Linked DNA regions of Homo sapiens: region 1 is linked to region 2. Evidence: chromatin contacts called from ENCODE Hi-C or POLR2A ChIA-PET data. All regions are on one chromosome and are shown on one strand. Each heading gives the region's core, a stretch centred on a gene start or an enhancer-like site at or near the end of the contact. The rest is flanking DNA. Distances are from core to core; before and after follow the strand shown. Region 1 has its middle 16 kb from the start of LINC00676. Region 2 has its middle 8.3 kb from the start of LINC03061.

Region 1 (2,700 bases), core at 53-2,552, 490 kb after region 2:
CCCACTGCCCCACCCGACTTGAACCAAGTTTTCCCAAGTTCAATTCCTGGGGCCTTTGATAGTTTCATGCCTTCTCCACGTGCCAGAGACAGAGAAGAGTGAGCTCTATCGTTTTTGGGGGTCTACTAGTTTTGCCTTTATTATTTAGACAGCTTCAGGTCAGCTTCTTCCTTGTATACCAGTCACAAGTGGGTTTTTATTTTACAAAGAAAACATAGAAGTTATCATTTTCTAGAAAAAGGTACAATAACTATTTCAAGACATATTTTAGATATACTTACAGGCACACCTTGGAGCAGTTCAATAATTAAAAATTTCATCTGTCTGCCTGACCGCCAATGCAAAGGAAACATAATTAAAAGTTTTTTTGTTTCTTCTCCAAGATAATAGTTTATAAAGTAGCTTAATGAAACACTGAAAATCCAGAATGGAAGAGGACGTGTGAAATCCCCTTTCCGGTGTGAACTTATTCTTAAACAATCAAATGAAAGTGCCCGTCAGCCTTTGCAAGATGCTAACCATCTGGCCCCTGCATCCTGTCTGAGTCACCCGATAAATAGCTGCAGGTTGTTTTAAGCACACTGCGCCCTGCACAAGCTGTTTTGCTCTGCTACTCACTGCCCTTAGGTGCAGATATTTACACCCGGGGTTGAGCATATTTTCAGCCACACCTGGATGCCTCGAGGTAATTAGGAGGAAACTTTTAGCGGAAAGGAAACAGCATACCTTTGAGTAGCCCGATTGTGTATGCAGGAGAAAGGTTAAGTAGGAAGAGAGGGGAGTTCTCTCCTGAATTGAGTAGCTTTGCTTCCTATTGGAAAAGTGTGCAAATGAAAGGAAGTAGAAATGCTAAAAAGCTCTGTGACTGCCTCCTGCTGTATTCAATTAGCCTTCCAGAGGATGCCAGAAGGAAGGCTCAATTACCAGAGCGGCTCCAGGACTTAAGAGAAGGCTGGAGGGCAAACCAAAGGGGCTGCCATCTTGCAGACCTGGTGTGAGACCAAGGCGGGGCAGCTGTGTGATTGGATTATACACGGGAACCTTACTTTAGTTTCTATTGCATGGCCAGAGCTATGCATGCCACCTTTTGCATGGAGTCTTGAAAAGTCACCTAATTTTAATAAAGCAGAAGGGGAAAGCGATAAGAAGAGGGAGAGTGCATCTCTCTGAAATGCCTAAGCATCGGCCTTGCGGGAACCGGCCTCATCGAGGAGCAGGGCCACCACCGTTGGAGCATCGGAGGAGCATCGGAGGAGCCCTAGCTCTGGCCTCTTGGCTGGACGTCACTGTTTCAGGCCGAGCAGATAAAAGCAGAAGGCATTGACCGTGAGCCAAGAGCTCAGTGTTTTCAGAAAATGGACTGGACGGGAGGAAAGAGTGTGAGTGTGCTTTGAGAGCAATAAACAAACTATTGGCTGCCGGCCAGGGAGGAGTGTGCTGACATCTTCAAGCGGATCCTCGAAAGCTCCACAGAGCGGCTGAGGAAGCCTCCTTAGGGCTGTGGATGGGGTGGCGGGGCAAGGGCTGCCGTGGCGCCATGCAGCAGTGGGCATCGGGCCTCAGCCACACCCAGCAGGGAGGCCAACAGCAGAATCCCAGGCAAACGCCCCTAGGGTTCGCCCCTCATGCCTCCACTCCCTGGCCTGGCTCTCTGAAGGGCAGGGCGGTGGAGGAGAAGCAGAGCCAGGCGGTGCCCTCCGCCAGCTCTAGCTCAAAGGCTGCTGGGGCTGACGGGTGGAGCTTGTGTAGACGAAGCCCCTTACCCTGGAAGTGAAGGTTATGGGGTTTCCTGGAGGGAGGGCACTGGGCCTCGCTCTTAACTGAGGCTTCCCGTCCCCCGAGGGAGGGTGATGAAGGGTGTCCAGACACATCCACGGGGACAAAGGAGGTTGGCAAGGCTGACCGCAGGAGTTTCTCCTCTAATGCCTTTCAAATGAACAGGTCTGTGTCGCTGCTCCGGGAGCGCCTGCGCTCACATACCCCGCGGTGCACAGTTACCAACCAGATCCTACCACGCCACTGCGGACATCGCGGTTTCCGGGAAGTCTCTGGCCTTCGTATGAAAAGACAGCCCGACAGGTTGAATTCTTTAAAACCTTATCTTTGGTTATTTTAATAGGATATGACAATCTCCTCTCCTCAGCATGTCGATAAATGTTTATTGCCCTTTACTGTGTGAGAGCAGGGGTCCTGCCGCCGCTTGTTTTTATTTTCTTTTAGACGGCGTGAACATTTTTAGCACGTGTAACCAATGATGGTAATTAAGATTATAATAATGCTGATGCCAACATTTATATCAGTGGATACAGAAAATACACAGCCTGATTATTTTTTATTACTCGTACCCATAAAATTAAAGATCTTAAACATGGGATGGAGGGTGCATCCGCATCAAGATTTTGTTAGCATGAGACCGAACCCATTCAGCCACGGCCTTCATCAGAAGCCTTTTGAGTGATGAGACAGTGATGAGATAGCTCGCGTTATCCTGCAGCACAGAGCTGCGCCTGGTCACGGCAGGGTGCACCGGCTCTCGGGCTTCAGACAACAGCTTATCAGTACCTTGCCCGTGTGCAAGGACAGTACTCCTTGATGCCCTGAAACCTCCGCTCCTACTAACTGTCCTTGGACACGTCGGCATACAGAGAATCAATCGTACTCTCAGCAGTGGTTTCTGCAGCAACTCTGGGTCATGGAAGA
Region 2 (2,700 bases), core at 22-2,521:
ACCTTCTAGTAACAAGCATACATTTTTTACATAGAAAGAAAAACACAGTTATAAAAGATTATTTCACCCCTACTAAAATCAATAGTATATATAAAGGGCAATGATACACACAGGTTACAGCATATGAATATGAAATTTGCATATGCAAATGAAATTTGTTTTTCCTTTGAAAACAACACAGGTTTAATCATGTTATTAAGCAGAATTTTAACGAGCAATTATGAGCGCTACTCTGAAGAGTGTAAATGATAAGTGCTACTATTCGCAATAGCAAAGACATGGAATCAACCTAAATGCCCATCAATGGTCAACTGGATAAAGCAAAATGTGGTACATATACACCATGGAATACTATGCAGCCATAAAAAAGAACAAAATCATGTTCTCTGCAGGGACATGGATGGAGCTGGAGGTCATTATTCTTAGCAAACTAACACAGGAACAGAAAACCAAATACCACATATTCTCACTTATAAGTGGGAGCCAAATGATGAGAACACATGGACACTAGAGGGGAACAACACACACAGGGGCCTATCAGAGGGGAGACTGGGAGGAAGGAGAGGATCCAGAAAATAATTAATGGCTACTAGGCTTAATACCTGGATGATTAAATAATCTGTAAAACAAAACCCTATGACACAAATTTACTTATGTAACAAACCTGCACTTGTACCCCTGAACTTAAAATAATAGTTTAAATAAAGATGCCTGGTGCAGTCCCAAACATAACAGAGGCTGTAATTCAAAATATCGCTATTCAATTACTTTAAAATAAGCTTTCCTTAATACTTTTAAATTGTAAATGAGAAAACAGATATGTACAGAAAAGACCATTAATAAAAGTTTAGGTTTTTCAAGGTGTTGTTTGTTTGTTAATTCATGTGTTTGCTTTTGTTTCAGTTGTTGTTGTGTGTTTGGGGGTGAGGCTGGGGATATTTGTTTCCTGAGGACCTCTGCATTTTCTGACTTTTATTTGAATGTGCTAAGGCAAACTGAGAAAATTCAAAATTGTGTCCAACCGTTTGACTTCTCAAGTCACATACCAAAACAAAAACTATGGGATTACATCAAAGGGCATAGTAGGGATTCCTGGGTTAAGGAGAAAAAAGTGTGTAACATTCCTAACTAGAGTGATGGAGTATGAACTATATAAGGAAAGCTATCATCACCATTGACAAATATTTGTTATGTTAGGCACTAGCCTCCCTGTAAAGGAAGACAATACCCATGAATTCAGAATGTAAGCCACCCACAGCCCTATACTGAAGTTATCCTGGACTTTCCTGCCTGTGTCCACACAGATAGGAATCCTAGTCATGATGAAACTGAACATCCACACTGGCAGCTAGCTCCATGATAGGACATGTGAGCACAAATAGTTCAAATTGCTCAGAGGGAGAAAGTCAAAAGCACATTGTGCAATCTGACTCTTTGGAATGTCAATGTGAGGCATGAATCACCTGACAGAATTTGCCTCGGTCCATTTAAAGACATTATTCAAAGAAACTCATCTACACATCACTGCCCAACAAGGAGACGTTTCTATTTCAAAATTAAATAAGAACCTCAGACAATTTTTTCACAGCAGTTATCATGATTATTGAATATGTGATAATCCACAGTGTATTCAATCCTTGTGGATTACAAAGGACACATTGTAGAAAACTGCAGATTTGGTGACAGCATTGGCACTAAGAGTCAGAAATCCCAGATTCTAGACCATGCCAAACCACTTCCCAGACAGGTGACCTTGGACAAGTACCTTCATCTTGCTAAACTTTTTTTTTCTTTTTTGTTAAAAATAGTAGTAAGAGTTCCTGAATTTTTCATCACACACAGGTTGCACAGGAATCAAAAGAAAGTCTATAACAATATTTGATAAAGTGTAATGCATATGGACACAATAACCATAATAATTACTAAAATATTTTTATTATACAAGCAAAAACTTATAAAAAGAAAATGTTTAATTCAAGTCATGGGAATAAATGAGACTCTTCAGAGAACTTGTAATATAAGTCAGAAAGAAGTAAAAGAAAAGAAAAGCCATGAGGAACACTAATACTTAGAAATAAGGCAGACGGCCGGGCGCAGTGGGTCACACCTGTAACCCCAGCACTTTGGGAGGCCGAGGTGGGTGGATCATGAGGTTCAGGAGATCGAGACCAACCTGGCTAACACAGTGAAACCCCATCTCTACTAAAAATACAAAAAATTAGCCAGGCGTGGTGGCAGGCACCTGTAGTCCTGGCTACTCAGGAAGCTGAGGCAGGAGAATGGTGTGAACCCAGGAGGTGGAGCTTGCAGTGAGCCGAGATCACACCACCGCACTCCAGCCTGGGTGACAGAATGAGACTTCATCTCAAAAAAAGAAAAAAAGAAATAAGGCAGACACAAGAGCCAATAAAGAAGTGAGAAGGTGGGTTTGTAGAAATGTCAGGGAACTAGGGATGTTCTGTGTTACAGATGCCAAGAGAGGGGAAGAGTAATCATCAGCAAAGTACCTCCCAAATGGATCAAATAGGATGATCACAACTAAATTAAAATCATTAGCTTTGGTAACTAGAAAGTCACTGCTCTGTTTCTATCAACTGATTTTTTTTCTTGGTAGGGTCACATTTGCTTGCTTCCCCACATGTCTAGTAATTTTAATTGGATATTTGACATCACCACTGTTGTTCAATGTCTGGATTCCTG

Evidence for each region. Hi-C counts contacts between places; a loop is a spot of excess contacts on that map. ChIA-PET counts read pairs that join two places held with the same protein, here RNA polymerase II (POLR2A).
Region 1: a map of IMR-90 shows a loop between it and region 2 (1.8-fold over the local background). The contact joins two enhancer-like sites. A Hi-C loop is called at or near these places in 1 of 168 maps with a recorded cell type or tissue (IMR-90). POLR2A ChIA-PET finds 5 or more read pairs at or near these places in 1 of 52 experiments (MCF 10A).

Annotation. Positions count from the first base shown.
Region 1 is chr13:109,743,314-109,746,013 of GRCh38, forward strand. No RefSeq gene overlaps it. Among named protein-coding and RNA genes, the nearest start is that of LINC00676, 16 kb to the left of the region's middle. Within about 2 kb of position 1,303, at least 4 of the 41 ENCODE cell types and tissues checked have a DNase peak (open chromatin) inside an H3K27ac peak, as active enhancers do.
Region 2 is chr13:109,255,845-109,258,544 of GRCh38, forward strand. No RefSeq gene overlaps it. Among named protein-coding and RNA genes, the nearest start is that of LINC03061, 8.3 kb to the right of the region's middle. Within about 2 kb of position 1,272, at least 11 of the 41 ENCODE cell types and tissues checked have a DNase peak (open chromatin) inside an H3K27ac peak, as active enhancers do.